Linked DNA regions of Homo sapiens: region 1 is linked to region 2. A link is a loop called in an ENCODE intact Hi-C map of the cell type or tissue named here. Cell type or tissue: IMR-90. All regions are shown on one strand.

What was found. A loop is a pair of places that touch in the nucleus more often than their neighbours do. Peaks named below come from ENCODE experiments on the same cell type or tissue, not always from the same donor. Only the 100,000 strongest peaks of a DNase experiment are listed, where the experiment ranks them.
Region 1: a loop joins it to region 2, with 11 times the contacts of the local background. A loop is called at or near these places in 2 of 110 quality-filtered maps.

What each region holds. Positions count from the first base shown.
Region 1 is chr5:173,391,873-173,399,872 of GRCh38, forward strand. The region is part of intron 1 of LOC105377732 (a long non-coding RNA gene); the gene reads left to right. Among named protein-coding and RNA genes, the nearest start is that of MIR8056, 48 kb to the left of the region's middle. In IMR-90, a CTCF peak has its summit at 3,565 (motif pointing right); a DNase peak (open chromatin) is centred at 3,609; H3K27ac peaks cover 1,360 bases.
Region 2 is chr5:173,289,170-173,297,169 of GRCh38, forward strand. All of the region lies in intron 3 of LOC105377731 (a long non-coding RNA gene), which reads left to right. It overlaps LOC124901136 (a long non-coding RNA gene), which reads right to left and starts at 5,585. Exons shown (of 2, transcript XR_007059055.1): 1 at 5,259-5,585; 2 at 3,958-4,976. It also overlaps the pseudogene RNA5SP200. RefSeq lists enhancers at 3,300-3,549, 4,677-4,846. In IMR-90, a CTCF peak has its summit at 4,942 (motif pointing right); DNase peaks (open chromatin) are centred at 3,272 and 4,982; H3K27ac peaks cover 1,574 bases.

The sequences.
Region 1 (8,000 bases), 100 kb after region 2:
TTGCAAAGTTGAAAGTCTAATACAATGACTACTGTGCCACCCACCACCTAGATTCAACATTTTTCTTCTATATCTTTTATCTCAATATACATTTGTGTATGTGTGTGCGTTGCATATACAAGTATGTATATCTAACTAAATATCTATGTTTTTTCCTTTTGCAACTTGCAAACATTATGACATACTTTACCCCTTCAGGAGACAGAAACCATACCTGTTATTTGAATGGAAATAATTTACTATAATGATTTGTTAATTAGGTATAAAGTTATTAACTACATAACTGAAATAGAAAAAGAGAATGCCTTAGATTCCTTAGAATTACAGAGGAAGCAATTTTTATGAAGTAGCTACCATCCCTAGGGCTGAGGAGGGACCCTATGTTGCTGAAAGTCTGATCCTTGAGACTGAGCAGCTGTTAGTCTGGTGCTGGTCTCTGATCTGTGGGGCTGGGCCCCAGACCTCTTGAGAAAGGGGCTTAATTCAGTGGCTGCTACAGGAATGAAGTGCCTCTGCCAGGGTGAAGCACTGTCAGGTGACAGAACACAAACAAACAAGAAGTAGGAAGAAGCAAACCCTTTCCTCCCCTTTAGCCTTGCAGCCTCTCTCTAGCTCCCACTTTTGGCAGAGCCTATCACATGGTTTGCAGAGTCCTGGACCCAGCATCACAAGGTCAAGTATAGAAAGGCAAACTTGGAGCAGAAAGATAATATTTTAATAACTGTCATGAACCATAAATTCTTTGGTATGTGTCTCCTAAATTAAGAATATACTTCTACATATAGACAATAATAGTCTCATGCCTAAGAAACAGCGATTTCCTAATATCAAATACCCAGTCCGTGTTGCAGTATCTCTAATTATCCTCCAAGTGTTTTGTTATGGCTGAGATTTTAGTGTTTTAGGATGTGAAACCACTCATGTTTCCTGCATTGCATTTACCTGACATACCTCTTCAGTCTCTTTTGTTTTAGAACAGTCTTCTACTCCCTCCCCTTTTAAATACTGATGATGAAAGGCTGGGCCAGTCGAGTTGTCCAAAGTCCTATGGTCTGAGTATCTGAGTGTTTCTTCATGGTGTTGCTTTATCTGTTCCTCTATCCTCAGTATTTCCTGTAACCTAGAGGTTAAGTCTTGATCAGATTGAGTAAGTTCATTTATTTTTTTGTCAAGAATTCTTCATAGGTGGTGGTACACACTTCATTGCAATGTATATATTAGCATATAAATTATATTATCATATTTGAATATATTTATTAACTTCAGATATACTTTTGTACCCCTGGGAACAAAAGCCAAACAATTCTTATGGAAAGAGAGGGAAGAACATCAGTTTTCACTGTAACAGGTGTTGCCAGTTAGTTCTGATAGAACTTGCCCTGGTCCCCAAGCACTGAGCCCTGCCCTGCTGTCCTCGTGCATCATCTGGAGATGTTCTGTACTATGTACGGGAACCTCTGCTCATGTAGACTGTGTTTTGTCCCCCTGAGTATCCTGTTTTACAATCCTCCAGGTCTCCCACTTGCTCTGCAACCTACACTGTGGCTTGGCTCTCCACTGCCTTGCCCCTGAGTGTTTTGCTGCAGAGCCAGTGTGATGAGAATGGTCTGTTGGTGAAGGGGGAGTTTTCTCTTCTTTTCTTATCCCTGGTTGTCATTTTTGTGATTTCTTTCTGGAGCTGCCTTGTAAAACCTTGCCCTGTGTCATATTTTCACCCCATCTATAATCATACCTTTCTCACCTGAGACTCTGGTCTGTCTCAGCATCACTGATGTGTTCTCTGCTTTGCTGTTCAACACCTTGGATCTTAGCCATCCTGACTTCCCTTTGGGATCACTGAGCAAAGCCCTCGTTGATGATGTTGGATCCTACTTCTGGGTTTTATTTTCATCATCAAATCCATTTCACCTTCTCATGGGCATGAATAGAAGGGTCAGGCAAGCTCAGCTCTGAGCCCAAGTAGCAGAAGAGTTGTCAGTTTAGTTTCTTACCTTAGATGTCTGCAGGGGTCCAACAGGTTTAGGGAAGTTGAGGACGACCAGATGATGTGGTTTTGCTGTGTCCCCACCCAAATCTCACACTGAATTGTAATAATCCCCGTATGTCAAGGGTGGAGCCAGGTGGAGATAATGGAATCATGGGGGCAGTTTCTCCCATACTGTTCTCATGATAGTGAATAAGTCTCATGAGATCTGATGGTTTTATAAAGGGGAGTTCTCCTGCACACGCTCTCTTGCCTGCTGCCATGTAAGACATGCCTTTGCTTCTCCTTTGCCTTCCACCATGATTGTGAGACCTCCCCATCCATGTGGAACTGTGAGTCCGTTAAACTTCTTTCCTTTATAAGTTACCGGTATGTCTTTTTTTTTTTTGAGACAGGGTCTCACTCTGTTGCCCAGACTGGAGTGCAATGGCGTGATCTCGGCTCACTGCAATCTCTGCCTCCCAGGTTCAAGTGATTCTCCCGCCTCAACCTCCCAAGTAGCTGGGATTACAGGTGCGTGGCACCACACCCAGCTAATTTTTGCATTTTTAGTAGAGACAGGGTTTCACCATGTTGGCCAGGCTGGTCTCAAACTCCTGACCTCAAGTGATCCACCAGCCTTGGCCTCCCAAAATGCTGGGATTACAGGTGTGAGCCACCGTGCCTGGCCTGGTATGTCCTTATTAGCAGCGTGAGAACAGACTAATACAAGACTAATACTTCAGATATGTGAAAATCAGCAGCTCGAGTTCAAGAAGAAATAGCAACTGACCCCCAGTTTCTGTGTGATGGGGAGCCCATGAAAAAAAATACTATAAATTCTTTGCAGCTCTTCCTATCAAGAGGTGATGTCTGTTTCCCCAGACTTTGAATTGGACTGATCTTTTATCTTCCTTTATCCAATAGAACATTAATGAAAGAAAGGTAAGCAGAGGCTCAAAAAGTGCCTGCCTATTGGGGCTTTCCCCTCTCCTGATGATGGAAGAGCCCACGTGAAGGAGCTGAGCTGGCTGCTGGACAGGCCACATGGAGGAGAATCGAGGCATTCCACCAGCAGCCTGTCAGCCTCTGGCTGCAGCAAGTAGTATGAGTGAGGCTCGGCAAAACTGGCTGAAGAAATGCTCAGCAGAACCCAGCCCGAATTGCTGACACCCAGAATTGCAGCTAATGTATTATCATTGTTTTAAGCCACTAAGATTTGGGGTGGTTTCTTACACAGCAAAGGCTCACTGGTACATGCTCCATCTGAAGCGGGCAGCTCCCACCCAGTGGCAGCCTAGAGATGCCATGCTGGAATATGGCCCCATGTCACCATGTCTTCCAGTTCTTTTCAAGACAAGAGACAATTCAAGATAATTTTTATGTGATGCATTCTAACTTTAAATGATAGTACTAAAATTAAAAAATTTAAAAACATTCTAGAGGTCCAAAGAAACAACTGGGGGCTGGATTCCATCTCCCTCAGACCATCCCTCTTCTTGCTACTGGGTCCAGTGTTTGCCCCGATTATTCTCCCTGATCCAGAAAAGTGGACTTTGGGGGATGGGGGTGGGGGACACATGAGCAAGCAGCAGCCTCTAGAAACTGCCAGCAGAGGGCTGGACGAGGACCCAAGGCTTCATCGGCTGTGAAGCACTGAGTCACTGATGGACATGGTGACTCGATGGGAATGCTTCTAAAAATGTCTTTCAGGAGGGATTTTTTTCTTTTCAGACAAAATACCACCTCCTCTCAGCTTCTCCCCAGTATAGCTCATTCCTCTACAGGGCAAATCATAAATACTGTACTCCCCCCATATCTGTCTCCCTCATTAGATTTGGGGGAGCTCCCGGAGAGCCTCATGGGGAACTTGTTTACTTTTCCATCCTGATGCCCTGACTGGTGACTTGGCAGATGCCTGGAATGTTCTTTTGCTCCCCCTCTCCTTGTCCTCTCTGACAGTTCTTGACATAAGGCAGGCTGTGTGTCACAGTCCCAGTCACCTTTCTTTGGAACCCTACATCAGAGTCAGTCACTGGGCACAAATGTTCATCTAGCTAAGGAATTCGAGAAAATGGAATTTTCTCACATTTTTTGTCAACTTATGGAAAATCAGCTAACGAACCAAAAAAAAAAAATTTCCAAAACCAAACGCAAAGGTCCCCCACATGTTCAGTGTGTCAGAGGCAAGCTCTAAAGAGGGGGTGTCAGGCCAGCTCTCTGGCCTAGGGACAGCAACACTTGCCTCTGCAGAGCCTCTGAGCTGTGACAGGCACAGGGCAGTGTGATATAGGCCTCTGGAGCCAGATGATTGCGAGCTGGGAGTGCGAGGTTTTACTGGGCCTTTGCAACCCGGGCCAGCCTACACATCTGGATGATTATGGAAGAATAATCCACAAACTCGTGTCTTGTCTCCATAACACTCTGTATTCCCATTGAGGCAACGAGTGCCAACATGCTTTTTCCATTTTCATTCACATCTTTGATCCCTCACAGTCTAAGACTTGGCATGGATGGGCAGGCCAGGAAAACGTTGAGCAAATGCTGTCAGGCACCCTCAGGGAGGCCTGAGGAGGAACAAATGTGCCCGGCAGGGCTACCTCTTGGCTCTGCCTGGAAGTTCCTCCCAGCAATGGCTCTCTGTCCCCAGTGGCTGGAGAGATGGCCGTGTCTTGGCAGGCGCTGGGCCTGGAGCTGGGTGGGAGGCGCGTGGTTTTCCTCTCTCCACTAGGGGGTGGGGGAGTTTGGATGTTGGCACAAGGCTGCCTGCTTGCATTAGAACTCAGCCGGCAAGGAAAGCAGGCGGCTCAAAGACTGGGTCAGCCTCAGGGACTGGATGGGGATGGAGCTTTCAGAGGAGTGGCCCATTGGAGGCAGTCTGGATGGGCATTTGGGTCTGGCCCAGTTTGGTCCAAGGCGGGCCAGGGAAGGCAGCTACTCTAGCCGGGACCCCTAGCAGTCCTGACCTCTAGACCCATCTGCAGGCCATCTTCCCTCAGTGACAGCTCTGTTCCTTGTCATAGGCCAGCCGGAAAAGGTGGCTGGGCACTGGTTGGAGGCCAGAGGGATGGACTTCCTCTTGTACCACACCGCGACATGGGGCTTGAGGCTTTCTTTCCCACGGCAGGCAGGGGAGGGGGGCACCAGGAAGTAGGGTGACCTCTGTGCTATTCCCCAGCCTCCTTGCCGCCTGAATGTCCTGCATTAGGAATGTTATTCCTTTGAGTAAAAGTGTGCATGCTGCCCTGGGATCTCCTTTAAAAATGCTCTCTGAGAGAAGAACATTACGAAAGGGCTGTCATAGTTGCCTTCGTGGATGCATTGATCACACCGCCTGTTTCCCCTGGGCCTTTTGCTTGAATTGGAGGCCAGAGAGAAAGGCTCAAGAAATGCAAAGCACAAGAAATGTTTGGAGGTCTGGGGCCAGCGGTGAAGGGGACAATTGAGGCCTCTTGGCAGTTTTCTGTGGAGGGAAAAGTGGAGTAGAAAGAGTATTTCTAGAATGAAAGAGGGAGCTGAAGAGGGAGGGGACAGGGACATTGAAAAAAGATCCTATAATTTAATCTCTTACTGTTTTTCCGCCTGAGCTCCTTGAATTCTGAGCCGAATTGTTAGTCTGTCACTCTTCCCAACTTCCTTGTCATTTACTGAGGGATTGAGAGAAGGATGCAAACTTAAGTTAATCTTAACTTTCTGAGTCTTGATTTTCCTGCTGGGGAAATGGAGAGAACCATTAAATGAGGTTATGAAGGGAAGGAAGCAAGCACGGGGTCTGTCAGGAACTTCTGGTTTCTCAACACCATAAAAGAAGATCTAGAGTGTCTTCCTTTACCCGGATGTGGAATAGTACTAAAAATAAGAATGCTGCAATTGCTGGGAGGTTGCAGCATGGGCTCTGGTGAGAATAGAAAGACAGGAGGATGCTGGCTGCAGCCTGCAAATTGTCAGCCAGTTGTGCCAGATGTTGTCATCCGCGGAGAGTGGGGAAGAAGGACCAGGGTGGCTTCTGAGCTTTTCAGGTGAGTGGCCCCTTTTTATTTTGTTTGAGACGGAGTCTCGCTCTGTTTCCAGGCTGGAGTGCGGTGGCATGATCTCGGCTCACTGCAATCTCTGCCTCCCGGGTTCAAGTGATTCTCCTGTCTCAGCCTCCGGAGTAGCTGGGACTACAGGTATGCAGCACCATGCCCAGCTAATTTTTGTGTTTTTGGTAGAGACGGGGTTTCACCATGTTGGCCAGGATGATCTCTATCTCTTGCCCTCGTGATCCGCCTGCCTTGGCCTCCCAAAGTGCTGGGATTACAGGCTTGTGCCACCACGCTCAGCCGGCTCCAACTTTTTTATTTAGAGGCTGGGTGGGACCCATGAATGCCCAGGCTATAAGCACACAAGAAATTTTTTGAAAAGCTAAAATAGTCAAGCTATATACAAATACCACTTTTGATGATTTACGCTCAAACAAATAATTTGAGGAAGCCACAATCTACCAAAAGTATAAAAAGCAAACCACACAGAAATGCAAAATGTTCCTCCATGGGACAAACAGGATGTTTGCTTTCCTATGTGCAGTTAGGCCTTACCATTCTGTGGGCTGGATGCTCTTCCCAGCTCCAACTTTATGAAGTGAAAGAAGGGCCAAAACACCTATGGATCTATTCCTACATTATTTAAGACACCTTATAGAGAACAAGGAAAACAACAGGACAACCTGCGTAAATAAGATGTCAGGGCAAAGAAGTACAAGGGTAAGAAAATAAGAAAAAGCCAGAGGTAGAGTTGTGCACAGATATTTGAACCCTCAAGTCCTGCCCAGTATATAAAGGTAAACTACAAGTTTGGTTGTGAGCTTACTGGTGGCCAAAGCAAAGAGGGAAATATGATCTACAAAAGGACTCATGCTGTCCATCAACTTAACACAAGCCAGCTCACTTAGGAGAAGCACAATTCCTACTGGAACCAAGGCTGGAGAGATTTCTATGCCGGGTTTTCCTGGAGGAAACTGTGTGTGATGAAGTCAAATACTTCCTCACCATAGCTCCACAATACATGGGGCAATGAATTTCATATGCCTTACAAAAAAAAATCTCTTAATGGAAGCAGGTCCCTCCAATAAAACAACTGTACAAGGACCCCAGACACTCTGGCCCAAACATTCAGCTTTTTCATGATTGGATTTTGCCCAAAGGTAAAATTTGGACAGTGTGAAACAGTAACTTGCAAGGGAGTCCTGTGGGATAAGAATATGTGCGATGTGAAGAAAAGACCAAACAAAGGTAGGCAGGATTTTTTTAAAAACTGCAAGCCTTCTTAGAATCTGTCATGTGTGAATGCATTCATGTTTCTGTGATTTACTGCCTTTCCAAAGCCTACATGACTGAACAATCCTGTGTGTGTCTGTAGCATCTTGGGAGCCCAGTGGAGATGGGGGTCTAAAAGCAAGGAAAGGACCCACAAATCCAAAGCTAGAGCCACACAGTCTTGTTCCCTAACGACATCCTTACCTCAAGCTTGTCTTTGAAAGGAATGCTGGTGAGTGTCACCTTAGAGAGTACTCAACTGATGCAATGGTTTCTGTATTGGTTATAACTTTCCTAGGACATACAAATGAATAAGATAGATAAATTTAGAACTACTTTAAGAATAAGCATTCAATGAGGCCCCACCTAAAATGGTCTTGCATATGTTCAGTGGCAAACCTGCCTACCACACTTGGGAAACCGCCTTCTAGATGGAGGTGTGGACTTTACCTGTCCTTCCCCTAAGCCTCTGTGGATTTAGGGTCTCATCTCTGAGACATGATAAGGATTGGGCAGAGGAGAAGTCAGTGACTGTATTCTATGGCCCAGGCCATGGATTACCATGGTTTTGGGCATGGCATGACCATGTTATGGATCAGTTAAGGGCTAATCCATCCACTCGGGCCTTCCATGGAGTGCCTAATGGAAGAAGTTCAGGGAAAGAACCTGATGTTGCTTGACCTGGCTAGATATGAGATAGAAAAAAAAGAACATTATTCCCAATGTCTTAAACTTCCCAGTGG
Region 2 (8,000 bases):
CTCCCAAAGTGTTAAGATTACAGGTGTGAGCCACCTCACCCGGCCACCAACATTTAAAAATCAGATTTCATGCTAAATCCAGATGTCCAGCTTTTCTTAAAAATATTGGAGTCCTCATTCCTGTTAAGGCAACCAGCCGGCTACAGCAGCTGCTTCCTTTAGTCTGAGTGTGCTGTGTCCAGGGCACCGCAGTCCCCACCACGCCCTCTTGTTTCCCACCCCTGATCTGCGTCACCATCAAGCGAAGTAAGAGCTGTAGAGATGATAGGTAGGAGCATGGATTGTGGAGCCAGAAGGCCTGGATTTGAATTTTACCAACTGGCTGTGTGACCTTGGACAAGTTAGTTCACTGCCTTGGTTTACAAACCTGTGAAATGGGGACATTCATTTAATTTCGACTAATTAAACCAGTTTTTAACATTGAAAAATCAGGAGATCTCATAGAATGCCTTGAAAAATCAGAAAACCTGGTAATACAGGTCTCAGGGCTGATAGCACATATCTCATAGGGTTGTTTTAAGAGTCTTAAATGAATTTTCCTCCCTCCCCCCTTCCCTCCCTTCCTCCTTCCCTCTCTCCCTCCCTCCCACCCTCCCTATCTTACTTTCTCCTTCCCTTCCTTCCTTCCTTCCTTCCTTCCTTCCTTCCTTCCTTCCTTCCTTCCTTCCTTCCTTCCTTCCTTTCATCCCTTCCTTCCTTGACAGGTCTTGCTCTGTCACCAACGCTGGGGTGCAGTGGTTGGATCACTGTAGCTTCAACTTCCCCAGGCTCACTGTAGCCTCAACTGCCCAGGCTCAAACAATCCTCCTGCCTCAGTCTCCCAACTAGCTGGGACCACAGATGTTCACCACCACTCCTGGCTAATCTTAAAATTATTTGTAGAGACAGGGTCTTGCCATATTTCCCAGGCTGGTCTTGAACTCCTGGGCTCAAGTGATCCTCCTGCTTCGGCCTCCCAAACTGCTGGGACTATAGGTGTGAGCCACCACACCCAGCCTTATTATCATTGTTTTCTAGTTGTGGGTGTTTTCATTTTTGGACTGTTGCTCTCCCTTTACAGTGACAGATTTCTTTTTCTTCTAGAACTACGAATCTTTGTTTCCCTGTGATCAGACAGATAGAGTTTGCAGGGAGGGTTAGGTATGAACCCGTTGGAGATGTTGGATGAAGCAAGGCAAGTGGAGACGATTCCTCTGAGAACCTGGGCTGCTTTCTACCATGGCCACACTTTTGGGGGCTGCCACCCCTGGCTGGGAACCTGCCCTGACCTAGGGAGCCACTGAGCAGGGTGTCACTCAGCGTCCCCAACACCCTGGCCTGTCAGGCTGAGTCCAGTTCCTCCTGCTCAGCACCAGACACCTCCAGACCCTGGAGTCGGGAGGCAACTTAAACAAAGGCGTTTATCTCACCCGGGCTCTCCTGCTGCTCTGCTGGACTGCTCAGCCAGGCTCTGGACAGCATAAAAAGTCAGGCTCGGATGACAGAGGCAGAATTTAGAGCCCTTTTGGATGGCAGCTGGGATCTGAGCTGTCAACCGGAGGCGAGTCAACACACTCAGGCTCGCTGCAGCTCTGCACAGAGAGGGCAGGGCAGTGATGCTGTGCAGAACTCCCGTCTAGTCCGGCTTTTTTCTATTTATAATTTCCCTTGATAATAGAGCCCATTCATTGCCTCCGCAGGCCCCTAATTGCTCTGGAGCAGAGGGATGACAGCCTAATTATTAACTTCACAAAAATTGAAGTTGGGCTGTGTCAACAAAGTCCACTCACTGTCACCCAGATGCGACTCTTTGCCCTTCATGGTGGCAAAGGGCAGTTAGGAAAAAAAAAGAAAGAAAGAAAGAAAAAGGCTGGCGTGGTTCCAGCTTAAGCAGGCTTTTATTTTCTGGCCTAAAATTATTTTGGGGGAGGCTCTACTTAGAGGAAAGAGAATGCCTGTTTCCTCTTTGTTGTAAGCTGTGGTCAGCTGGTCACCATGCCCCCGACTGGAGGTGACGTTTTTGATCTTTGGAAATATGACCTGAGAAAATGTTAAAAGGGACCTTAGCGACTGTGTGGCTGTGATTAAAAACGGGGCCCAATTCAGCCTGCAGATATGTTTTATTTGGCTAGCAGAATATTTAGCAAACTTTTTTGTTTTTTAAATTGAGGGAAAACTCACATTACATAAAATTAACCACTTTAAAGGGTACAATTCAGTGACATTTAACACATTTCACAATGTTTTATGACTATCACCACTACCTAGTCTCAAAACATTTTTATCACCCCAGAAAAAACCTCTGTCCCCCTTAAGCACTTACTCCCCGTGTCCTTTCCTCCCAGACCCTGGCCACTGCCAATCTGCTTTTTGCCCTTTCTGGATAGTCCATCTAAATGGAATCATGCAAACTGTGGCCTTTTGTGATTGGCTTCTTTCACTTCCCATAAGGTTTGCAAGATTCTCCTGTATCATAGCATCCTTTCTCAAAGGCTGAAAAATGATAAAAAGCTTTTGAATTCATTTCTGTCAGCCTTATTGAAATATAATTTGCCGCCCACACAATTCACCTATTGAAATGTACAAGTCAAGGGTGCAATTCAGAGTTGTGCAACCATCACAATTAGTTTTTAACACTGAAAAATCAGGAGATTTCATAGAATGCCTTGAAAAATCAGAGGACCTCGTAGCACACAGCTGGCATCACAATGCTAAATGGGACTTGCACTCACAGGTCTCCTAGGGCCCCGCCACTTCCTGCTGTGCTGACCTGGCCACTGCGCTCATTTCCTAACTGCATAGCCCTGGAGGGATGTGAGCCCGGATTCTAGTCCAACCCCTGATTGGACAGATGGAGAAACTGAGACCTGGGTAGGCCACGCTGCTTATTCAAGGTCACACAGTGATATAGCTGTGAGTGGAATCCGCGTTTTGGACTCCCACTGCCCTGTGGCTCTTTCCACAGGTATTTAAGCTAATCATCAGCATTTTAATCTTAAGGGCAGTGTAACCCTGCGTTTATGACAGGCTTTGTGCTGAATTTGATTAATGTGCACTTTGAGGACATCTCCAGTTTCCTTTGGGAAAACACCCCAAGTAATCATGTGGTTTGGGCAGGGCAGGTCCTGACCCCCTTTCCTGCAGGAGTGCTAGTGACTTCCCAGGCCTGATGGTCAGGCTGCATTGCCTTAGTGTTTGGATTAGCATTGAGGAATTTTGTTGGAATTATTGGGAAAGAGAAGCTCTCTTCCTACTAAGGCCCTGAGAAGCTGAGATGTCAGCTGCAGCCTGGTGGGGGGCCATCTTGCCATTGTGTTGAAAGAGACTGCCTGAGATTTGAGTCAGTACAGAGGAAAGAAGAACCAAGAGACAGACAAAGCAGATTTCTCCCTTTCTCATACTAACCAGGCCTGACCCTGTTTAGCTCCTGAGATCAGGCAAGACCAGGCATGTCCAGGGCGGTGTGGCTGTAGACAGAGAAAGCAGATTTCTAATGGCACCATTTGAGCACACTGATGTAGCTGTGCCTGAAACCCTAATCTTTTTAGTTTTCAGTTTAATAACTCAATATATTCTATCTTTCCTTTTTTTTTTTTTTAACTGGATTGAGTTGGATTTCTGTCACTTGCATTAAACTGATCAATCCAAAGTATATAAAACACTAAATTCGGCCAGGCGCGGTGGCTCATGCCTGTGATCCCAGCACTTTGTGAGGCCAAGGCGGGCGAATCACCTGAGGTCAGGAGTTCGAGACCAGCCTGGCCAGCATAGTGAAACCCTGTCTCTACTAAAAATACAAAAATTAGCCAGGCGTGGTGGCAGGCGCCTGTAATCCCAGCTACTCGGGAGGCTGAGGCAGGAGAATCGCTTGAACCTGGGAGGCGGAGGTTGCAGTGAGCTGAGATCGAGCCATTGCACTCTAGCCTGGGTGAGAGTGAGACTCCATCTCAAAAAAACAAAACAAAACAATGCACTAAATTCACTCAAAGAATATTTATTGAATACTCACACTATACCAATGTTTTAAAATACATTATCTCATTTTACTCTTATAGTAAGACAGTGATGTGGGCAGCTATAATTATTTCTAGTTTACAGGGGACTCGATGGGAGGTTAGAGAGATCACTCACCCAAGGATACTCAGATTGTGAGTGGATGGCCTGGGGTTTCCACTTCAAGGCTGGCTCCTGTGCCCCAGCTCCCTGGGACATCACAGGAAATGCTTTTCAGTTTCCCAAGGACCGTAAACATATCTTTCCTCCCCATCCTCAAAGTATTCCAGACTTTGGAAGTGTGGAAAAGTTGGAATATATGGGTGTTGGAATACATTTAAAAAATCCCACCATTCACAAATAACCCACACCAATTTTAACTTAATTCTAGATTTTCAGTGCAGTTTTTTAATACATGAAAGGTTATATAAAAGGAATCAAATATCAGTATGTACAATGTCATATTCTGCATTCTCATTTAAAATGATGTCAAAAGAATGAGGAATAGTCTCTTTTAAACAATTAATTAATTAATCAATTTTTGTAAAGACAGGGGTTTCACTATGTTGTCCAGGCTAGTCTCAAACTTCTGGGCTCAAGTGATCCAGTGATCCTCTTGCCTTGGCCTCCCAAAGTGCTGGTATTACAGGCGTGAAGCCACCGCGTCCAGGACTGTCTTGAAGGTACTTTCGCCTGAGTTAGAGGGAAGAGGCACGCTGAGGCTTTGGGGTAGACTTAGAGCTGGCCCCGGCTTGTACAGGATGTGGCCCGGCAGCCACCAGGTGATGAAGGGAAGCCTTCCACGTCTATTTCCTCCACCGACAGAGCGGGCTGTAGTGGAGTTAGTGTAAGGGCGAGTCCCGTAGAGACCTGGCCGTCCGTGTGAAGAGGTCTTCAAACCCGTTTGGCGTGAGGATTCCCCTGCCTTTGCCCGCTTGATAAAAAACGCGCGGTGTTCTCTCTCCATGGCCGCCAGGTGGCGATGTGGAATAGGAAACGAATCGCTGCTCAGTGCGTGAAAGGCGAAATAAAGGGAGAGCAAAGCGGAGATTTTTAGAGAAAAGAAGGAAGCAAGCTGAAAATGCACAGCCACTAAGGGTGTGTGCACCATGCAGAGTGAGGAGGGAGGGCGAGAGCCCGGCAGAAGTAGACACACACTGGGGGAGAAAGATACAGCAGCAAGGAGCCAATGAACACAGTGTCATTAAAAACCTCCTATGAGAGGAGGTTTTCCTGTGAGTTCTGGGGCCACAGGGATCAGGTTTGGATGAGGTTCAGGCACTTACCGGTGATGCGATTGTGGCAAGTTGCTTTGCTTCTGAGCGTCAGGCCTCTTGTCTGTAGAATGGACCGTTCCTCGGGGCTGCAGGGCAGATGGGAAACGGAGAAAGGGGGCTCTTGTCCTACGGGCTCACTCTGCCTGCTGGGAAGGTGCAGTAAGCTCACGATTCTCCCTGTGCCCGTTGGCACTGTCATCTTCCTCCGAGCCCTCTCTGGGTGCCTTGTTCGTAGAAAGCTTCCAATACTGTATTGGTTGCATTGGATCAGTTGAGCGGGTGTACTCTACAGAACATGATCAGAGGTTTCGAGTTGTGAGCTAGACAGTAGCTACTACAGGCTATCAGATAAGGGGGCCAGGAGGGCTTCCTGGAGTAGGTGGGGCTTGAGCCGGTCTGAGAAATCAGGCGGTAACTGAGTAGGGAGATTAGGATCTCGGCATTCTAGGTTCAGGGGACAACGTGAACAAAGGCCTGGATGTAGGAAGGGATGTGGTGTGTGTACAGGATTTGCTCCTGGTGCTGGGTGAGTGAATCAGAGCAGTCTGGGGAGGAGGACGCTTCGTGGGAAGCCCTAAAATCCCAGCCAGAGTGCTCGAACTTGCCCTGGCAGATGTGGTCTTCTGGGTAGCCAAGTCCAGGATGCCTGTCCCTGGGGCAGCCACCAAATCAAGCCTGTCCTGGTTCCAAATGCTCCTGCCTTGGCCAACTCTGAAGGCTGAGATCCTGGAGGAGCTTGCTGTCTGCTGAGGCACCTGCCAGGTACAAAGGATGTCGGGGTGGGCAAGTGGGCTCAGGTGCCAAGCTGAAGGATGTCAGTGTGGCCATTGAGACCTGGATGCTCCCAGGCCTCTGGAGGTTCATGGTCTCTGGGATGTCTGAATCCTCATCTGCAAGGATAGGTTAGGACAGGGAGTGTCTGAAAGGTTCAGAGGGATTGCTCTCGACCAACACACTCTCTGTCCCTCTCCTCCATCAGCTGCCTTGGTGAAGTGGGAATGAATACAGCTGGCCCCCTCCTTGTGGGTGGGGGGGGGGGTGAGGAGCCAAGAAGTAGGGCCATGGGGGAGGGGGGAGGGATAGCATTAGGAGAGATACCTAATGTTAAATGAAGAGTTAATGGGTGCAGCACACCAACATGGCACATGTATACATATGTAACAAACCTGCACGTTGTGCACATGTACCCTAAAACTTAAAGTATAATAAAAAAAAAGAAAAGAAAAGAAAAAAGAAATAGGGCCATGGGCACCTCATTGGGTGAGCACTAGGTCTCATGAACCACAGAACCCCAGGACTAGGGATGAACTAGGCAATCCGTGTGTTCTTGTTAAAGGCAGCTCCCCAGATCCTAGCTACGGAGTTGCTAGCTAGAGGCTCATTGTAAGGACCTCAGTCCTAATACAAAGACCTCAGTGCTTATAATGTAAGTGGTCACTGGGCTGTGCTTGGAACAAGACCCTTGACTTTATCCTTGTGTTTGGTAAAGGTAACCCACTCCACTGCTTGGCTTGGCACTCATCTCCCGGGAAGGGGAGCTGACATTTATTGGGCATCTATTTTCTGCCAAGAACACATACATTATCTCATTTAATCCTTTCCAAGCCCTATGAGTTAGGTATTATTCTCCCCATTTTACAGCTGAAATGGGGCTCAGAGAGGTTAAACCTCTTGCCAAAAGTCACACAGATCATAAGTGGCAGAGGCAGAATTCTAACCCAGGCCTGTTTTAGAGCTCCATAGGCATTCACCCATTCAATCAGATGCCAACACTTGCATCCCAGTCTGATTTTCCAGCTGCTGTCTGTGGCTATAGCTTTTTCCATTTCCTTGTCTGATTTCTGGCTGTCCATTTCCATGCTGCTCATCCACACAGGGCAGATGCTCGGGCAATTTTGCAAGAAGGTGCCGAAGAGACGAGAAAGCAGAGAGATAAAGGAGTGACAAAATGGAATTTCAGGTTGTGAGTCATCTCTCTTAAATTTGTGGATTTTGAGATGTTTTGCTGAAGACATCTTTTCATCCCCAAAGCCTAATAATAATAATCACAACAATATTGATACAGCGGCTATCATCACTGAGTGATTTTTATGTGCTAGCCACCGAGATCATGCAACCCTCTCGACATCCTATGACATAGAAACTATTATCTTTATTTTACAGGTGGCAAAACTGAGGGCCAGAAAAATGACTTGCCCGTAGTTACATAGCTAGTAATTTACACAGCTAATAGTAAGCTAGTATTTGAATCCAGCCATGGGGCCCCAAAACATAGGTGCTGAGCTGCTGTGTTCCTGCCTCCCAGCAAGCTGCACTGCCACTCTGATGAGGGATTCAGACTCAGGAAAGGCCAGGGATATGCCAGAGTTCTGCTGCAAGGGGAGGACCTGGGGGCGGAGAACTAGAGGCCTTTGAAGCATTGCCTCTGGGTTTCCAAGCCAGGAGGCCCCTAGGGTAGCAGGTGGAGCAGGGCAGCCCCTGCTGCTTGTCAAGGACGGCAGTGCCCCTTGCTCACATCTGTGCCACCCACCGCGCCCCCCCCATGGTCAGCACTAATGAGTGTGCACTGAGGACATGACCGAATGGGTAATGTACCCAGCGGAGGGTATCTGAAGGGTGGGGACACATGCATCCACTCCAGCTTTCTCTGGACTCTGACCTGCCCCTACATTTTCTCCCAGGGGGAACTCTGGCCAGAGGCTGTCCTGCAGCAAACGCGTGGTGCACAGAAGGGGGCCATTTCCACTGCAG